Linked DNA regions of Homo sapiens: regions 1, 2 and 3 are each linked to region 4. Evidence: read pairs that join two places in POLR2A ChIA-PET (ENCODE). Cell type or tissue: K562. All regions are shown on one strand.

Region 1 (5,000 bases), 410 kb before region 4:
TTTGCTTCTTGCTGGAAGTCCCTGGACTCCTGGAGTGTTCTCAGGGGACCTCTTAACAGGATCTCAAGGGAAAGAATCCAGGGTACTGGATCCACACAATCAACCTCACGGATTTCTGAGTAGGTCATTAACCTATCATGCCTTTAGCGTTATCTCAAATTATACATGGTATCATCTCAACTAATGTCTAAAACAATATACGGCATAGATATCTAAAGAACTAGTGGTACATGGAGGATGGCTTTCTACCTCTGAGCCCTAGAAGGGACTGTGGGCCTTGGTTTGGGGACTCTAATGACTCTAAGTCCCCTGGTAGTGCTCAAGTGCAAAGGGAATGACTGACGCTTTTTTTGAGGCCCCTTCTATTGTGTAAAATTTATTCTGTACTTGTGACACCCACCTGGTCCTTCTTCTGAACATGGGAAATTGCCAAGATGAAGTCTCCAGGCTAACGGCTCAGACAGGAGCTCAGATAAACATGCTGGGAAGTGGAGAGCAAATTGACATTCAAAGCTCCTCCCAACAAGCTTCAAGAAGAGGGTAACACAAGAAGTCCTTGTAACCAGGTTCCACGGGGCAGCCTCAAGCAGAGCTCTTGGAAGTCCCTCCCACCACGGTCTGGGTCTCCTTCTACCTCCTGCCCTTCATTTTCTCCACAGGTCAGAACATCCAGGGAATTCAGGGAAACCCTTTCACTGCTATTTCTCCACAAGCTCCAATCCTCAGGGGCATTCTTTCCAGTTCTCCCGAGCATTCGGCATCATTCATGAAATTCTATGTTTCCAGGTCTCTGTGCTCTGGCTGTGCTAACTCAGCCCCCGTCTGCATCTGCCTCACTGGGAGCCTCAGTCAAGCTCACCTGCACCCTGAGCAGTGAGCACAGTACCTACATCATCAAATGGTATCAACAGAGACCAGAGAGGTCCCCCTAGTATATAATGAAGTTTCACAGCGATGGCAGACACAGAAAGGAGGACAGGATCCCCAATTGCTTCTCGGGCTCCAGCTCTGGGGCTGACTGCTCCCTCACCATGTCCAACCTCCAGTCTGAGGACGAGGCTGAGTATCACTATGGAGAGAGCCACAAGATTGATGGCCAGGATGGGTGAGCCACACACAGTGACACAAAGGGAAAGTGAGGCCAAAACCCCCCACCTCCCCTTTCTCCTCAGGGACTCAGAGTCAGCAGTCACATGTCCCCTTCCAAGTCCCTGAGACTTCTGACTCTCCTCCTGCAGAGACACCCCTAGGCAGAGGCAGATGCAGGCCATGATTTAGGCCATTTTGACAACTCATCATTCTGTCTCCTCAACACCAGTCTGTGGGGACCATACTAGGAGAGACCAGAGCAGCCCAGGCAGAAGGACCCTGAGAGAGTGGCCAGGCTGAGATGACCGTGTCCCAGTGTCTCACTGTGCCCTGTGCTCCCTTACCGGGCTCTGCCCCAGGAAAGGACATGGATCTTGACCTGTCACCCCCCATTTATGAGAGTTCAATGTGTGTGCATCCTCGTTAGCACTTGATATTGTCAGTTTTTCCTTAAAGTCTTTCAGATAGAGCTGTAGCGATATCTAATTATGTTTTTAACTTTTATTTCTTTAATGACTTATTATGCTAAGTATCTTTTCAGGTACTTATCTGTGCTTTGTATGTCTTCTTTGGTGAAATATTTAATCAAATCTTTGCATTTTTAAAATTCAGGTTTCTCAGGTTCACATTTCCTCATGTATTTGTATGAGTTTATATGCATGCATGTGTGTCTATGCATTCCATTCTGTGTGATTTCCCAACATGTATCAGCACAGGTATCCACCACTACAATCAAGACACAAACCAGGTCCATCACAACATTTCCTGGTGTTTCCCTTTGATAATATCTACCTCCTCCCACCCAGTTCCCTCCCTTGCCCAACCCTGGCAACCACTGATTTGGTTCCCTATTCCTAAAATTTTGTCTTGCAAAAACGTGATACAAATACAACCCTATTGTAGTAGACAGACTTTGGGGTTGGAATTTTTTACTTAGCATCATTCCCTATAAAGTCATTGGAAAGGTGTGTGTATCAATAGTCAGTTCCTTTCAATTGCTGAGCAGTATCTCTTGGTATTAGTTTAACAAAACCTGATGAATTACTCACCCACCGAAGGGTATCTGGATTGTTTTCAGTTTGGAGCTACTACACCTGAGGGTGCTACGAACATCAGTTTGTATGTTTCTTGTGAACATAAGTATTCAGTTCTTTGAAATGAAGGTCCAATATTATAATTGCTGTGTCATACACTAATTAGGTCTTTAGTTTTCTGAGAAGCTGACAAACTGTTTCCTGAAGTGAATGTAACATTTTTTTCTGGCCAGTAATGAAGGAATGATCAAATTTCTCTGCTTCTTTGGGAATTGTGTGTTTTTACTCTTTTTTTAGGTAACTATTGTGATAGGTGTGTAGTGATATTCCATTTTTTAAAATTTCGTGTCTCTGATCGTTAATGATGATCACCTTGTCCTGTGCTTATTTGCCATCTGTATGTCCTCTTTGATCACGTTTGTGCCCTTTGCACATTTTCTAATTAGATTGTCTTTTGTTTTGCTCTTAACTGGTATTCAGTGTTGGGTGTTTTGTTTTTTTGAGACAGGATTTTACTTTGTCATTCAGCCTGGAGTGGAGTGATGCAATCACAGCTCACTGTAGCTTGGACTTTCCTGACTCAAGCAATCCTCTTGCCTCAGCCTCCCAAGTAGCTGGGACAACACGCACACACACTGCCTCACTAATCGTTTACAGAATTTTCTTTGTAGAGACAAGATCTCCCTATTTGCCCAGGCTGGCCACGAACTCCTTAGGCTCACGCAATCCTCCCTGCTCAACCTCCCAAGGTGTTAGAATTACAAGCATGAGCCAATGCACTCGGCCGGTTTTCACTGTTCTTTATGTATTTTTTATACTAGTCCTTTACTGGATATGTGATTGGCAAATACTTAATGCCAGTCTGTAGCTTCTGTTCACATCCTCTCAAGAGAGATTTTTGCAGAGCAAAAATTGATGGTTTTGTTAAGGTTCAATTTATCAGTCTTTCATTTCATGACTTGTGTACTTGGTGAAGTCTAAGAATTCTTTGCATAGACATAGATCTTGAAGATTTTCTCCTTTTTTTTTTCTTTTTTTTGACAGAGTCTCGCTGTCGCCCAGGCTGGAGTGCAGTGGCGTGATCTCTGCTCACTGCAAGCTCCACCTCCCGAGTTCACACCATTCTCCTGCCTCAGCCTCCTGGGTAGCTGGGACCACAGGCACCCGCTACCACACTCGGCTAATTTTTTTGTATTTTTAGTAGAGACAGGGTTTCACAGTATTAGCCAGGATGGTCTCGATCTCCTGACCTCATGATCTGCCCCCTTCGACCTCTCAAAGTGTTGGTATTACAGGCGTGAGCCACCGCACCTAGCCGATTTTCTCCCATTTTTAATATAAAAATAATAGTATCGCTGGGCACGGTGGCTCACGCCTGTAATCCCAACACGTTGGGAGGCCAAGGTGGGCAGATCACAAGGTCAGGAGATTGAGACCATCCTGACACGGTGAAACCCCGTCTCTACTAAAAATACAAAAAATTAGCCGGGCATGATGGCAGGTGCCTTTAGTCCCAGCTACTTGGGAGGCTGAGGCAGGAGAATGGCGTGAACCCGGGAGGCAGCGATTGCAGTGAGCCGAGATCGCGTCACTGCACTCCAGCCTGGGTGACAGAGCGAGACTCCGTCTCAAAAAAAAAAAAAAAAAAAACAGATAAATAAAAAATAAATCTGAGAGATGGCTGAGCAATTTCACTGAGTTTCATCATGGAATTCTGGCCTCCCAAACACCAGCATGGCCCCTGTTCCTACAATCTCCTGCTTCAAGATCAACCCAACCCTGCTACCCAGACCAGATGCTAGATGGTCAAGACAGGGCTGTGAGAGCTAAAGAATCTTCAGGGTCCACGATGAATTTACATTGGAGCTTCCTTTTCCACGGATATTCACATCAATAGAGAAGATGACTGAGTTCTTGCCTACCTCTGTGAATACCTGAGACATGAACTGAGATGTGTGTGTGCATATGGTGCGGGCAGCACTTCCTCACTCAATACTAGGGAGAGTGTGAGGAAACTGGATACAGACCTGGAGATAGGGCACATTTTTACACTCTCTATTAAGCCCTGTCCTTCTGTGCTCACCAAGGAGTCACCCAACAAGGCCACAACAGGAAGAGAAGCAGGTTTCTATGAAGAGACTTCTCTTTTTGTGATGAGGGCCCAGGAAGTCCACTGTCTAGCTATGAACTCAGAGGCAGAACTCTGATGCATCTCCACCATGACCTGAATCCCTCTCCTCTACTCACCCTTCCTGCTGTCGGCACAGGTTCTGCCTTCCAGGGCTCAGCCCCATAAGACTAGGGATCAGCCTGGCCCTGACCTTCAGCTCAGCACAGGGAGTGACGCAGTGTGTGGGGCTCTGAGAATGAGACCCTCATCTTCAGACTCACCTCTCCTGTCCTATCTTGTAGGCTCAGTGGCCTCCTCTGAGCGGACTCAGTTGCCTGCAGCGTCTGTGGCTTTGGGACAGAGGGCCAGGATCACCTACCAGGGAGACAGCATAGAATACTTTTATGCAAACTTTTGTACCAGCAGAAGCTAGGACAGGTCCCTGTGCTGGTAATCTATGGTGACAGCAACTGGCACTCAGTGATTCCTGAACAACTCTCTGACTCCATATCAGAGAACATGGCCACCCTGATAATCAATGGGCCCCAGGCTGGAAACAAGGCTATTACTGTCAATCATGAGACAGCACTGATACTCATCTCACAGTGACACAGGCAGACAGGAAAGTGAGACACAAACCCCTTCCCACCTATGTCACCCTCCCCCTCCAACCTCAGGAGGACAGTGGTCAGAGCTATAAGCAGGTCTGGCCCAGTTCACTCAGATTTGAGACCCCCAGGCTGCCCTTCCCTCCAGCCTTCCAGGCA
Region 2 (5,000 bases), 94 kb before region 4:
ATTAATGAAAGAATGAAGCCCAAACTTCTGTGTCATACTGGATCACTTGAAAAAAATTCAGACCATGACCGGGCATGGTGGCTCACACCTGTAATCCCAGCACTTTGGGAGGCCAGGGCGGGTGGATCACCTGAGGTCAGGAGTTCGAGACCAGCCTGACCAACATGGAGAAACCCCATCTCTACTAAAAATACAAAATTAGCCAGGCACAGTGGTGCATGCCTGTAATCCAAGCTACTTGGGAGGCTGAGGCAGGAGAATTGCTTGAACCTGGGAGGCAGAGGTTACAGTGAGCCAAGATCATGCCATTACACTCTAGCCTGGGCAATAAGAGCGAAACTCCACCTCAAAAAAAAAGAAAAAAATCAGACCATAGATGTCTTGTTTGTGACTTGTCTACTTTGCAGTTTACTGAGAAAAGTTCAATTTTGATCAGTTGACCTCAAAAAGCGATGGATTGGGGAACAATTTTCCGACTCAGCCCTGCATAGTGACTACCTGCCTTGTTCTAAGCCAGGGCAGGTAGATCTCAGTAGGTGCTCTTTCCCCTCTTCTAGACTGTGCCCATGGCAGACATCATTAATCGATTGTTGTACTCTTTTCCATGGAGCCAGGGCTTTGCTTCTAATTTCTTCTCACTACTGTGCTCCAGAGAGCTGGAGCTAACTGCTGAGACCCACCTATTGCTCCAGTGTTAGGTATCTCCAACTCCTACTTTGGGACCTGCAGTGTGGAAGGTGAAGCAATGACCCAGTCACACCCATCACCCAACCAAGTGGCAGAGCCACTGCTGGAGGCCCCGCCTGGAGCCCCAGTGCCATTCACAGAGCCTTCTCTACAAGTGGACTGCTACATCTTCAGAGCGAGTCATGTCTTGGGCCGTATGTTCCATTTTAATGTCTCAGTCAGAAGGGAGTGAGCTGCAACTCCATCCATCCAGGCAGCAGAACAACTAATGCCACACACCCCCATCCACTAGGAATGAGAGAAGTCCACTGGGGGCACCCTAGGAAGAGATCATAAGGAGCTGGGGGTAGGGACATCTGGCTCACAACAGGCACTTCCTGAAGCCCATGCAGCTGGCACAGGCCCTTAGGGTCTCCCACCCATGGTCCCGTAGCCTGTTGGCTCAAGACACTGTGATTGTGTAGCCTGACACCATTTCCCTTTCTTTCTCACCCACCTCACAGCTGGGACACAGCTGGGCAGGAGAAGTTCAAGTGCATCGCATCTGCCTACTACCGGGGTGCCCAGGGTGAGCAACATGCCACGTCGGGGCTCAACTGCATGCAGCAGCGGGGTCCCTGCCGGGCTCCACAGTGGGAATCCCGAGTTCTCTGCACAGGCACCAGTTTTTTGTCCTCCAAGACCCACTGAGAAAACACCAGGCCACTGCTTGGGAACAGGGAAGCTGCCTTCATCCCCAGGCACTGGCTGACTTTGGCGATCACACCCTTTAAGGACCCTGTGGTAGTGGGTGCTGGCTTTAAGTCTCAGCCCCAGTTTCAGCTCATAAAGATGCTCAGAGATGAAAGTGCTTTTCCAGAGGCTCAGAGAAGGGCAGCACTGGACTCCAGGGGGAGGTCGGAGGAGGCTTGTCCTGTCTTAGCAGAGGGGGCTGGGCCAGGGAGTAGGAGTGAAAGGGGGACCACGGGAGGACTGGGAGGCCCCAGGTGGGGGCCAGCAGGGCCGGATGCTCACCACTTCCATGGCCAAGGGCAGCCAGGTGGTGCTGGGCAGGGCTCACCGTCAGCAGGGGGCGGCAGCATAAGCTCCGGATGCCTACCCCACCTTCCCAGGAAGAAGACAGAAATGGATTTCAGTGGGAGATGTGAGAGAACCTCAAAAGTATCCAAAACCAGACTCAAATTATAAGGCACCGATATGTCTACTCGGTAGTGGTGAAAAAGTTACAACATTTTCTTTTAGACTTAAAAGAAGCAAAAATAGGAAACAAACCAGGCAGCCCTCAGCCGTGGGTTGGAGCTCCAGCTCTGCCCTGGTCGCATGGCCTCCTGCACCCTTCGCCTCTTCGGGCCTCTCCTTGAAAGGATGCTTCTCCCCTGGGAATAAGAGGTGCGAGGCGCCTGGCCCACCTCTCCACATGGCAGCCTGGCTGCCGTCATCCCTTTCCTCAGTTTCCCCCTTCCTTTCTCTTCCCATCTGCCTTGGGAGGGGCGTGGGTCTCCCTGTAGCCTTCAGCCAAGGTGCAGAGGAAGCCCCTGTCCGGCCCTGGTCACACCCCTGGGGGCAGTAGAGAGCATTTGCCTGGAATGTTCTCCACATAGGGCTCCCCTCAGGACCCCAACAGGACCGGGGTGCGGCCAGTGATGAGAGGAGCTGAGGGCCCAGGCTGCATCTCCCGGTTTTCTGCCCACCTGGCTCCCCGGAAGTTGTTTCGCTAAAGCAGGTTGTTGCTAACCATCACTGCTGTAGCTGCTGTTGGTTGAAATGAAAGTTGGCCCTGGACTAACAGGTTTTTTTTTTTTTTGAGCCTGAGTCTCGCTTTGTAGCCCAAACTGGAGTGCAGTGGCGCAATCTCGGCTCACTGCAAGCTCCGCCTCCCGCATTCACAACATTCTCCTCCCTCAGCCTCCCGAGTAGCTGGGACTGCAGGTGCCGGCTACCACACCCAGCTAATTTTTTTGTGTGTGTGTATTTTTAGTAGAGACGGGGTTTCACTGTGTTAGCCAGGATGGTCTTGATCTCCTGACTTAGTGATCCACCCGCCTCAGCCTCCCAAAGTGCTGGAATTACAGGCATGAGCCACAGCGCCTGGCGACTAACAGCTTTTTAAAACAGCTGCTCTTGTTTAATCCTCACAGCAACCCTGAGAGCTACAGGTCTCGTCCTCGCCATTTTACAGGTGGGAAAACTGAGGCTCTCAGCAGTTAAGGCCCTCACCTGAGCTCCCTTAGCCGTAAGTGGCAGAGGGTGTCTGACGCTAAAGCCCATGCGCTCGCTCCACGCCTACCTTGTCCTGCCTCCCTGGATCCCACACTGAGGCTGGGCTGCCGGGTGCAGGCTGGAGGGTCCCGGTGGGGGACAGCCATGGGGTGTTTCCTCCTCAGCCTTCATTGTAGGAGGTTCCGGTGCTGAGTGCCTGGTTGGGGGGCTGCCCTGGCAGTTCCTTGGGAGCTGGGCACCTCCTGGGGAGCCCCCTTGCTCGCCTCGCCTGGCACTGATTGGCTGTTGGCTTTTTCCGGGTGTCTAGTGATCATCACGGCCTTTGACCTCACTGACGTGCAGACCCTGGAGCATACCAGGTAAGTCTGGGCTCTCTGGCCCCTGCAGTCTCCCTGGGCTCAGGAAGCTGCCTGGAAGGGCTCCCAGACCCTGGCCAGTGGACCCTGACCCCGTGGTGGGTGTGAGTGACCAGGGCCCCTTGTCAGAACCAGCTGCCCACGGACTACTTACTGTCCAACTGCCTTTATCGCTTGAGATTTGTCCCTATTCTGGAGGAGCCAGCACATGAGTGTGAGCCCAGCACAGCCACCCCCAGGCACGTGCTCAGAGGGGCCCCAACCTGCTTTAATACACTGCCTTTGCCATGTTGCAAGTCCGGATACTTTTTGAATGAGGTGCCCCACGTGTTCAGTTCACTGTGGGCCCTGAAAACTGTATAGCCAGTCTTTGAAGTGACATGAATTTGGCACTTGCAGTCTTGAGAAGAGAGAATTGGCAATGTGACCCATTCAAGAGGCTATCCTACTTCTGCTGGGAATCGGCCAGCTACTAGAGCAAAGCCCTCTCACCTTACCTTGGTCTGGGGCATTCACACCCAGCAACTTCCAAACCCCGTGAGGGAGGCGGGGGTGATGGTTCTAGTTGATAAACATGCAGGGCTCATGCAAGGTCTCACCGGGAGAGGCCAGAGGTGGGGCCAGGAGGGGTCTTCACCACCTCCAGCCAGTGCTCTGGTATTCCCACCCCTTTGGGTCCAGCCAACGCCCTTCCGGCTGGAGGTGCAGCATCCTGCTCAGCCAGTGTGGGCCAGGAAGCCCTCCTTGTCCCTCCCAGCCCAGCACTTCAGCCCTGGGGAGGTCCCAAGTGTGCCCTCTGCCCCCTGTTTGGGGTGGGAGGATGGGTGAATCTCTCAGCCTCTCTCCTTACACTCCAGGCAGTGGTTGGAGGATGCTCTGAGGGAGAACGAGGCAGGCTCCTGCTTCATCTTCCTCGTGGGAACCAAGAAGGACCTTCTGGTGAGCAGAGTGGCACTGGTGGTCTGGGTGGCCCTTGGGAAAATGCCTCCCCTTACAGCCCTCATTGGAGGAGCCATGGGGAGGGAGGGAGGCAGCACAGTGGGAAGCAGGCAGCTGCCTATCCCCCTGGGCCTCCCTGCAGGAGAGCCGGGACGCTGGGTCAACAAGGGCCATTTCTCCCAGTCAGGGGCCGCATGTGAGCAGGCCGAAGCAGACGCTGTGCACCTGGCCAGGGAGATGCAGGCCGAGTACTGGTCAGTGTCGGCCAAGACTGGTGAGTGGGCCAGGGCTGTCACCATGGTGGGGCAGAGCCCTGCTCTTGGGCCAGTCCTGTGGGGCCTGCCATGCAGTGTTTCCCTCTGTAGCCAGTCGTCTGTTCCCTCTGTGGCCCTGGTGCACACTGGCATCACAGCCCTGCTGTGCTGGTGCCTGGCAGCACTTTCATTGCCTAAGAGGAGCTGCGTCATCTCTAGAAGGAAGCTGGGAGGCCTGCCTCACGGATGGGGGAATAGTGACCCCAACCCTGTGTCATGCCGTGCTGGCCTGTTCTCCATAACCGGAGAACCCCATAACTACTCATAACTACCCCATAACTACTCATGAGGCACGTTCCATTTTAGTCCTGTGAAGTAACTTCCAGGGCCACAGGGTGGCAGGGCCAGGATCCAAACACACCCTCACCTGTAACCACTGCACTATCCTGCCTCTGGCCCTGAAATGCCAGGCATGTGACATCACCTGGCATAGAGAAGGGCCCAGTGACAGGGGCTCCCATCCCTTCCCAGTATCACTGTGGCT
Region 3 (5,000 bases), 130 kb before region 4:
GACTGGCCTGATGGGGAATGAGAGGGGCTGAGCCAGAGGTGCCGACACGGTATGTTTTAAGTAAGGTCCAGGTGGCTGCAGGCGGGATGGAAACACATCCACCATTCATCACATCGGCCATTGCATCTCCAGGCTAAGGGGCCACAGGAGCCTCCCAAAGAGCCAGGCTGACCTGGGCCCTGTGGCCAGCAAAGAAGTGTTGCTGGCTGAATCCCCATCTGCAGCATCGAGACCTCTCCCACTCCGTCCGGCTGAGCTGGCCCTGCATTTGGGTAGCCTTCCCTCAGCTGCCTCATGCTGGGACAGAGGGAAGCAGGTCTTCCGATGAGACCTCGCAGGTGAGAGGACGTCCCAGTGCCAAGGCGAATCACAGTGGGTGTGGCGTGGAGAGGGCCCACTGGGGTGCCAGTGGTAGCCACAGGGCAAGGCCCAGCAGCTTGGGGTTCTTCCCGTGTCAGCACCTTTGTGCCTTCTCACAACAGTCCCAGCATTGTACAGATGAGGAAACTGAGGCCCAGAGAAAGGAAATGACTTGTCCAAGGTGCAGCATGCACCGGCAGTGAGTAAACCCCAGACCCTGTGTTCATGGCCAGGGACATCTGCCCCTTTGTGTCACCAGGAGAACCTTGGTGGAGAATCAGGAGTGAGAGGCCTCACCACCCCCACAACTAACCAGGCGCAGGCTCCTCTCCACTCCCTACCTTGCCCCGGCCGCTGACCTGGGAATGTCCTTCCAGGTGCCGGACCTGGTCTGGCCAGCAGTCTGGCAGCCACGTTCAGGGGAAATACCCCAGACCCGCAGGCCAGCAAGCTGGAAGCCCCTTAGGGATGGGCTGTCAGCTCCCCTGCTGTAGTGAGAAAGCCACGGCCTGGGGCAGAGTCCCTTCCACAATGGCAAGTCTATTTGGACCTGTCTGAGCAGGAGCTCTCTTCTCACAAATGGCCAGGAAATGACTTCCACACCACCCCAGGGACTGCATCCAGCTGCCTGGTGGCTGAAGGCCTGGTTACAAATCACCTCACCATTCCCCGACGCCAAGCAGTGAGATTCCCACCATTGCACAAGCTTCTCACAGGAACTGTCTGCTCCGTGTTATTTATATAAATAAATGTGCAGACAAACCCCAGCCTCCTAGAAGGCGCCATCTTGCTGGTAAGCAGGCCCTGGAGAGAGCAGGATGGGCACTGGAGCCCTGGGCTGGCATCACAGCAGTGAATGGTGGTGTGTTTCTGCCTCCCTCTTCCCCGCCCCGCCCCACCCCCCGCGGCTGCCTTGGCAGCCATAGAGGTGAAGGCAAGGAGGGCTTCTTGCCAGAACAGGACACTGTGGCAGTTGGAAAATACCAGGCTCTCAACTGCACCCTGGGGAGTCAGCCCCTCTTGAGGCCTTGGGCCCCATATGTGAAGTGAGGAGCCCTCCCCCTTGCCATGGGGTCATGGTTGGCAGAGGCAGCTCCTCTGAATCCAGGGTCTGTCAGGCTGATGGAGGAAGTCACTGCAGGACAAGGGGGTGATGCACTACCATGGGGCAGGGCCACATGACTCCAAAGCTGCATCCAGCTCTACCCCAGTGGCCCACAGGTGGGCTGCAGCAGGACAATGTTTAACCCTGCCAGGCCAGGGAGGGCAAAACCCCATGCAGGCCAGGCCAGGCCAGGAAGGAGAACAGAGCCACATCCACCAAGGGCAGGAGGACCCAGGGGAGCCCACAAAGGCCAGATGGGTGCAGGAGGCACAGCCAGTCATGTTTTGCAGGGTGAGCAGAGCATGGACAGGTCAGAGGGCTATGAGGCCAGGCCCTGGAGGCCAGCAGAAGGCATGCTGGGGCTTCTTGCTTCCCATATGCATGCTTGAGTCACAGTTTCCAGAGCTACAGCTTCAAATAGACGGCTCTGTTTTCAGTGGTGGTGATTTGAGTGTCAGGATGCCGCTTTGCCCACCTGTCTGCACTCCAGGCTGCAAGAGTGCAGGCACCGCTGTGACACAGGCTCCCGAGGTCACCAGGCAAGCACCAGGGCCCAGGCTGGGCACTAGGTCAGAGGACAAGACTGGGCTTCTGGCCTGGCAACACCTTTCCCCACTGCCTCCTCTGCAGTTGATCTTTCAGACCCAAATATGAGGCTCTTCTCTAGGTTTGGCCTCCTCTCATCAACTTCAGCTGGTCAGGGTCCTGACTTTGTAACCGTCTGTGGTTCTTCAGCCTCCCGCTCTGTCTTGTCCCCCATCTCTGAGAGCTGCAGGCCTCTGGTCTAGGAACAAACCCACGATGCAGCTCCTGCCTCACTTGCTGGTCCATCAGCACCACACTGCCAGCACCACACTGTCCCATGCTGGGCCCTCTGACCTTCTTTATAGCCTTCCTGTTCTATAAAGATTACAGGATGGGCACCCACCATCTCCTAAGCTTCACCTCCTACTAGGGTGGAGCCCATGTGCAGTGAAGGCTCAGCCTGCGTCAGGGACGCTGGGATGGAGTGAGGCGGCAAGCTCAGGTGCTTCCCACGCTCTGAAGCTTCCTGTCTGAGCCCGGAAGTGAGGTATGTGGTTGGTGCCTCCTGCAGGCTTTCCTGACTCCTGCCAGACAGGGCCCAGCCAAGAAACAAGACCAGGAAACCAGGCGTCTACACAGAGATTTTGTTATTATTTGAGGCCCATCATCTCCTCGGTGCCCACTAAATATTAGTCAGTGTGGTTCCCATGGTTTGTCTCAAGGAATAGAGGAAACCAGGAAGCCTGAGCCTGAAATGCCTGCAAAGCAAGGGGAGTCCTGGGCACAAGCAGGGGCCTGAGCTGAGGGAAGGGCCCACACTCGGGAGATGTTTGTCTGTCCTGATGAGGCTGCCGCAGTGGCGGAATCCTGATAAGAGTGTACTGTGAGGCACCGTGCCCACCTCCAGCTGCCTTGTGAGATAAGTACCTGAGTTTCCATGACCTCTAAGTCAGGAACAGGAGGCTCAAAGAGGTGTCCAGGGTCCCCAAGGTCCACTGAGAGGCATCAGCAGGGAAGCAGTTTAGACACCATGGAAGGGGCTCCTAGTGCATTGGGACAGCTTGACTCACCCCAGGACTCACGGGGGCCACAGTCAGGAGTGTTTCATGGCGTTGGACAAGAAGAGTGGCTGCCTTGGCCTTGGAGAGAGGGGGTCCACGTGGTCTATCGGCCCCTCCCACTGCTGCCAGCTGAGCTCTCCCTACACACAGGTGCCCTGCAGAGGACCAGTCTGGTTTAGATCTGAGGCTTCAGATGACCAGTACACGTGAACTGTTTCCGCATCAGTGAGGTGGCCCTCCTGCTCCTCCTCTTACCTAAATTCCACTGCCTGCCCAGGAGGTGATGGGCTAAGCTGGGTATTAAAACCATCTCAACTGTCATCCCCAAGTGACCCATCAGGGCTCAGAGAGGCAGACCCAGGCCTAGCACCCACTCTGTGCTTGTCCCCTCACCCTTGAACCCCCAGGTCCATACCCTGCTGGTGGCCAGATCACGCCCTTCCCAACCCCGGAGGAAGCCCCCTACCCCAAAAGGACCCTGCCATCCCTGCCTGGCTCTATTCCTGCAGCCCCAGGACTCCCACCTCAAGCTCCATCACCTGGCATGAGAGCTGATGTGGACTCAGGGCGCGCTCAGCAAGTGTTTGCTCAGTAAATTAATAATACGTGCTAATGGTCATATCTGTTATTTAACTGATGCAAAATTTGGGGTCAGAAGCATAGCCCCCAATTACAGCATCATTTCTATGAGAAATGACAGCTCTGTTACCACAGTCCTCTATGATGTGGCTTCCAGGAATCCATTAGAGCTAATTACTCCCTCAGCAGAATGTGACATTCCTAGACCACCACTTATCTCACATTTGGGAATGTGCAGCCAGGTTCACTGCGGAGGCGCTGGCTCCTCTCTGCTCTGCTGGGGATGAGATCTTGTGTGTTGCTTGTCTCTGCAGAAAGGCCAGCACCCCCATCCCCAGACCTGAGGCTGCTCACTCCTCAGGACTCCTGTTATTCCGAAGCTCATTCTAAAGAAAGAGCAAGATTGGTTTGGAAAAACAGTCTTCCAGGTGGAGTGCAGGGTTCCAGGGTAATGACGGGTACCTCTGGGTATCCTTCCTTTCTCTGCACAGATGCTGCCAGAGCTGTTCCTCAGAGAACTCAGGGGCTCTGGAGAGCAGGGTTTCTATGCAGCATCCTCCTGGGCACCCCTGCCCTCAGGCAGCCTCCTTTGGGCCCACCCTGTAGGAGCAGCAAGCCAGAGCACCTGGTTGTGGGGCTTGGAGCACATATCCTGCCTCTCTGTGCCTCAGTTTCTTCATCTGTAAAACAGGAGTGGGCAGATGTGAGAACAGACTGGCAGCTCGTGTCCAGCTGTGGTTACCAGCGTCATTGTCACTGCAGTCATTGGTGATGCTGTTGCTTCGTGCCTGAGTCATCACTACCAGCTGCAGTTACCACTTGCATTACCACGGTCACTGGTGATGTAGTCTAGTCAGAAAAGTTCCTTTTTTTTTTTTTTTTTTTGAGACAGAGTCTCGCTGCGTCGCCCAGACTGGAGTGCAGTGGCATGATCTCGGCTCACTGCAACCTCCACCTCCCGGGTTCAAGTGATTCTCCTGCCCCAGCCTCCCAAGGAGCTGGGATTACAGGTGTCTGCCACCATGCCCAGCTAATTTTGTTGTTGTTGTTTTATTTTTAGTAGAGATGAAGTTTCACTGTGTTGGCCAGGCTGGTCTTGAACTCCTGACCTTGTGATCCACCTGCCTCAGCCTCCTAAAGTGCTGGGATTACAGGTGTGAGCCACGGCGCCTGGCCAGAAAAGTTCTTAAATCCAAAGCATCAGATCTAAGCCAGATTGGTTCCAGATTTTTGATATTTTGCTCATTGAGTTTATCTTAGAAGCAGGGGTAGCTTTTGCCAGCAGCAAATTCCAGGTAGTTACTCCTTTTAGAAGTTAGAATTTATTCATTTTGCAGGGAAGTGGTGAACTGGGGAGTCAGACAAGAGCA
Region 4 (5,000 bases):
ATGAAAGAATAGATTTGCAGAGTTCTGGGGTTGGGTTGCTAAGCAAACTGCCTGGAGAGAAGAGGGTTTCAGATTTCACTAGGCCCTCCCTCTTCCACACCAACCCTGGGCTGTCTGCACTGGACTTCCTCTCCCCAGCCCCACTCCTAGTCTGGTTCCTGGTTCAGGTGAGCAGCAGCCAGATTCCATGCCCCCACCTTCTACCTTCTAGTGTTTGGGTTCTGCCTTGGATAAAGCTTTGCAGGAAGGATGTGGCTGATGAGACCATCAACCTCAGTCCTGCCAAGGGTGAGGCGGCCCAGAGAGGTTTTTCCACTGGGTATTCCTGGTACGGGGGCAGGAGCCAGGCCTCCCAATTGGTTCTGGCTCTTGGGAGATGGTGGCTTTCAAAATGCCAAATAATGTACTTTATCCTCAAGAGGAAAGGGCCTTGGCTGGGCATGGTGGCTCAAGCCTATAATCCCAGCACTTTGGGAGGCCGAGGCAGGAGGGTTGCTTGAGGCCAGAGTTTAAGATCAGCCTGGACAACATAGCAAGACTTTTTCTCAAAAAATGTTTTTAAAAATTAGCTGGGCAGGCCAGGCACGGTGGCTCACGCCTGTAATCCCAGCACTTTGGGAGGCCAAGGTGGGTGGATCACAAGGTCAGGAGATGGAGACCATCCTGGCTAACATGGTGAAACTCCGTCTCTACTAAAAATACAAAAAAAAATTAGCCAGGCGTGGTGGCGCACGCCTGTAGTCCCAGCTACTCCGGAGGCTGAGGCAGGAGAATGGCGTGAACCCGGAAGGTGGAGCTTACAGTGAGCCGAAATCGCGCCACTGCACTCCAGCCTGGACGACAGAGCAAGACTCTGTCTCAAAAAAAAAAAAAAAAAAATTAGCTGGGCATAGTGGCATGCACCTGTAGTCCCAGCTACTTAGAAGGATCCCTTGAGCCCAGGAGTTCACAGCTGCAGTGAGCTGTGATCACTCCACTGCACTTCAGCCTGGGTGACAGAAAGATCATGTCGCTGAAAATAAAATCACGGGTGGGGGGTGGTGCTTTGTGTACTTAGGGGAGCTCAGGTGTGAAAAACTGCGTTTTGAAAAAGCAGGTTCCTGTGTGCTGGTTAGAATGGGGGGATGAGGAAATTGAGGGGCAGTCCTCCCCACACCATCATTTGCCTTGGAGCAGACTGGAAGAGTCAGCAGAATGAGGGGCAACAAGTATGGATTGGAGTGATCTGGGTGAGCTGAGGCAGGGGCTGAAGCCCTCATATGGAACGTGGCAGGGATGAGCAGGCCATCTGGAATCCAGACTTAAAAGCATCAGTCACCCAGACATTGATTTGAGATCTCTGCAGAGGGGGAAACGGCTGGGGTTTCAGCCACTTGGAGTGTCCTAATTCCCCAGCAGAGTCTGGCCGTGAGACCTAGTCTCTCTGTCTCACCTGGCGGGGTGATGTGTCCACTTCAAAGTCTCACTGGACACAGGCAGGCAAACCCTCACCGGGCACTTGATTCTTGCACCAGGTTTTAGCGTGGACGTTGCTAAGCCAGCATGTGGCTTCGCACATGTGGAGTCTTACAGTTACTCTGAAGCAAGCCCTGGGACCCCGAATCTGACCCCGAAGTTCTTGCTGGGCTGACTCCCTACTCGGTGTTGACTTGACCTTACACGGGAGTCAGTGTAGTCATGGGCTCGGAAAGCACTCAGATAAAAGGTGCTCCACCCAGTGATGAAGAATGTGTTGATGTCTTAAGATCGTCTTCAGATAAACAGCAAAACCGTTGGTTAAAAGCTGGTCTAACCCACCTTATTTTGTTGTTGTTTGTTTTGTTTTAGACGTTTCGCAGCCTGAAGCTGTGGTTTTAGTCTCTTTCTCTAGTGATAAGTGGAAAAGAGGGATGAGGAAGGGGCTTTGCTGGCCCGACCAAAAACAAAACTAAGAACCCATGAGTGTATTCTCTCCCTTGGGCACTTGGACACCTCTGCTAGAACATTTAGTAGACGCTGACAATTCCAAGCTAATGTAAAAGCCAAGTCTGGAGGGTCATGGGGTGGGAGACTAGGGTGAGGAAGTTGTTAAAGGAGGCCAAGGGGATGGCACGGCCTTCATCTAATAGTGACAGTAGCATTTTAGAGCTAGAGGGTCTTTATCCATTGTCTAGTTCACATGCATGATTTTAAAAAAGGAAGCTGAGGCAGGAGGATTGCTTGAGCCCAGGAGTTGGAGACTAGCCTAGGCACCTTAGCGAGTCAACGTCTCTGTTAAAATTAATAAATGAAGTCAAGAAAGGTGAGGCATGGGCGGCCTCAGTGACCTGGACTAACTCACAGAGAGGTAGCAATGGGGAGGGCCAGAGCCTCGCTTCTGAGGGATTACACCACAGCTCACTTCCCCCACCCAAAGGCCAAAGGAACTGAGCGTTAATAACCAACATAGCGATCTTGGTACCTGGAGCCCCCTCGATGTCCCATGGATTAAGGAGACCAGATTCCTCCATACAGCTTGTTGAGGGACTTGGTGGGTGCCCCTTGCTCTTGGGGTCTTCCTACTTTGGCTGCTATGCTCAACCCAGACCCAGCCTCTTCCTGGAATTCTCCTTTCAACACGCACAGAGACAGAACCCGGCCCGGACTTTGCAGCCAGTAGTTGTGTGCAATCACCTGGGACAGTGCTGCAGGTCAGCAGCCGGCAATGCTAGACACCGGGTTGGGGTCGCTCAGCAGGTCTAAGCCCTGGCTGCCAGCTAGATTCCCCCAGGAAGCCCCTATAGCTTCGGATTCAGCAGGTCTGTGTGGATCCCGGTGAAATCGTTTTCAAAGCCTCCCAGGTGTTGCCGACGTGCAGCCAGGGCTGAGGACACCTGTTAGAGGGTGCTGAGTCCTGTGGGACGAGAAGTGGAGAACCTGGGAGAGGGAGAGGCAGAGGTGTGCAAGGAAGCCGGAACTTCGGCCACCTGCACCCACAGCTAGTGGCAGATCACTCCAGACACACGGCTCTCCCCGGCCTTCCACGTGGAAAGGACTGACAACAGTCTCCACTTCAGGATTGCTGGGTCAGTTGCTCTGAGTGCCTGAGGGCAGCCCTGTGCCCACCCAGCCTGGGTGTGTGTGGTGGCAGTTGTAAACTCCTGAATGAACACCAAGGTCACCTCTGCTGGTAACCTTTGGGCAGGGCTGCTTACAGGTGACTCATGGTGAGAGTGACGTCACCCCATCAGGGTGAGCTCTCAGAAGTCCCATGGGCCTCAAAGTCCCCCTTTGGAAGGAGTGGAGAAGGGATCCTCACATGAGCCATGGATTGGGCCAGAAGATCCTTGTGGGTTGACAGTGGTCATGATGAGTCCACTGGCTTAGAAAACTCAGGCTGAGAACAGGCCATGGAGGAGCTCCAGATGGCTAAGGCCTTGGAAACACGTGTTGAGCTTTGTCATTCAGCCTGGGAGGAAGGGAGTGATTATCTCCAGGTGCCTCTGGGAGGAATGAATTACTCTGTATAACCAGATAGTCCCAACAGGCAGGGGGCCTCTTGTAGGATAAGCCACTCTGTCCTCCTGCGGGTACTCACATTGGGGTAAGGGTGGTCTGGGATTTCGACAGACCTGCTGGAAGGTGGTCTATGACTCAGCCAGAAGCTGGGCCAGACTGGGGGATGGGGGAACCTGTAGCCCCAGTTCCCTGGGCTGGCATCGGAATAGCATGGTAGGACTCGCTGCTCATGGTGGACAGAACTTGCACCCCAGCCAGCATGCTGGCCTGTGCTCCTCACCCCATCAGACCCCATGGGCAGGTGTGCAAGGTGCAAGGACCGTTCCTGACATCAAGACGGTAACGGTAACATTTTGGGTTTCCCTTTCTTTTTCTTTTCTTTTCTTTTTTTTTTTTTTTTGAGACAGAGTCTTGCTCTGTCACCTAGGCTGGAGTGCAGTGGTGCAATCTTGGCTCACTGCAACCTCCACCTCCCAGGTTCAAGCGATTCTCCTGCCTCAGCCTCCTGAGTAGCTGGGATTACAGGCACCTGCCACCATGCCCACCTAATTTTTTATAGTTTTAGTAGAGATGGGGTTCACCATATTGGCCAGGCTGGTCTCGAACTCCTGACCTCAAGTGATCCACCCACCTCGGCCTCCCAAAGTGCTGGGATTACAGGCATGAGCCACTGTGCCCAGCCAGGGTCCCCCTTTCTATAGCAACCCAACCCCCCTGTATGGGGGAGAACCAACTGTTTTCTCTGTACACAAGCTCAACGCAGAACACTTATGTGACCAAATGTAGGGGTTTTTCCCACACCAAGCAGTTCTCTGCAGACACCAGCTGGGTGTCCTACAATTTCAACTCAGTTTTGACATTGTCTACCTGGAGTTAGCATCAGATCCCACTGTTAAGGGCTCAGCTCCAGAAGACTGCCCCTAACGTCAGGTGTCAGTAGCAAGTCCAGGTTATCTATTGGCCGTAAATTGGAGGTTCCTACAGCCCCCTCCTTGAGTTTGATCACTTGCTGGAACGGCTCAGAGAACTCAGGAAAATAACTTACTAGCTGACTGGTTTTTAATACAAAGATACAACTCAGGAACAGCCATATGGAGGAGGTGCACAGAGGAAGGTCTGTGGGAAGGGGTGCAGAGCTTCCATGCCCTCTCGGGGCACTGCCACATTTTCAGCAACCTGGAAGCTCTCCTAACCCTGGCCTTTTGGACAGCCCTCATTGTGTAGGCATGATTGATTACGTCACTGGCCATTGGTGATCAACTCAACCTTCAACTGTGGGTCTTCCCCAGAGAGTTGGGGGTGCCAACTCTCTAATCGTGTGGTTGGTTCTCCCGGCAACCAGCCCCCTTCCTGAGGCTATCCAGGAGCCCCAGCCACCTGTCATTTACTAGCACACATAAAGACATGTATTACTTTGGAGATTCCAAGGGTTTTAGGACCTGCATGCCAGGAAAGTAGAGGGTGGGATATGCAAAGATCAAATATACATTTCTTAAGTCACAACCCCCTGCCAGGGGCAGACG

Evidence for each region. ChIA-PET counts read pairs that join two places held together with the same protein. Peaks named below come from ENCODE experiments on the same cell type or tissue, not always from the same donor. Only the 100,000 strongest peaks of a DNase experiment are listed, where the experiment ranks them.
Region 1: POLR2A ChIA-PET joins it to region 4 with 6 read pairs; 2 of 35 experiments call an interaction of 5 or more read pairs at or near these places.
Region 2: POLR2A ChIA-PET joins it to region 4 with 6 read pairs; 7 of 35 experiments call an interaction of 5 or more read pairs at or near these places.
Region 3: POLR2A ChIA-PET joins it to region 4 with 6 read pairs; 3 of 35 experiments call an interaction of 5 or more read pairs at or near these places.

What each region holds. Positions count from the first base shown.
Region 1 is chr22:22,834,055-22,839,054 of GRCh38, forward strand. It overlaps LOC105372948 (a long non-coding RNA gene), which reads right to left. Exons shown (of 4, transcript XR_938047.2): 3 at 4,515-4,608. It also overlaps IGL and the pseudogene IGLV3-7. Among named protein-coding and RNA genes, the nearest start is that of MIR650, 14 kb to the left of the region's middle. In K562, no CTCF peak of the experiment used is centred here; no DNase peak of the experiment used is centred here; H3K27me3 peaks cover 2,854 bases.
Region 2 is chr22:23,154,778-23,159,777 of GRCh38, forward strand. RAB36 (RAB36, member RAS oncogene family) reads left to right here. Exons shown (of 11, transcript NM_004914.5): 6 at 1,191-1,255; 7 at 3,215-3,266; 8 at 4,121-4,202; 9 at 4,386-4,476. It also overlaps a transcript of RSPH14 not described here. Among named protein-coding and RNA genes, the nearest start is that of RAB36, 12 kb to the left of the region's middle. RefSeq lists an enhancer at 1,215-1,820. In K562, CTCF peaks have their summits at 1,763 (motif pointing right), 2,243 and 4,862 (motif pointing right); DNase peaks (open chromatin) are centred at 981, 1,721, 2,244, 3,094 and 2 weaker places; H3K27me3 peaks cover 5,000 bases.
Region 3 is chr22:23,117,225-23,122,224 of GRCh38, forward strand. All of the region lies in intron 4 of RSPH14 (radial spoke head 14 homolog), which reads right to left. The region is part of intron 2 of GNAZ (G protein subunit alpha z); the gene reads left to right. Among named protein-coding and RNA genes, the nearest start is that of RSPH14, 22 kb to the right of the region's middle. RefSeq lists enhancers at 1-219, 4,788-5,000. In K562, CTCF peaks have their summits at 2,559 (motif pointing left) and 4,019; DNase peaks (open chromatin) are centred at 810, 1,988, 2,332, 3,384 and 3 weaker places; H3K27me3 peaks cover 4,809 bases.
Region 4 is chr22:23,248,572-23,253,571 of GRCh38, forward strand. All of the region lies in intron 1 of BCR (BCR activator of RhoGEF and GTPase), which reads left to right. Among named protein-coding and RNA genes, the nearest start is that of BCR, 71 kb to the left of the region's middle. RefSeq lists an enhancer at 531-1,056. In K562, no CTCF peak of the experiment used is centred here; DNase peaks (open chromatin) are centred at 322, 1,094 and 2,136.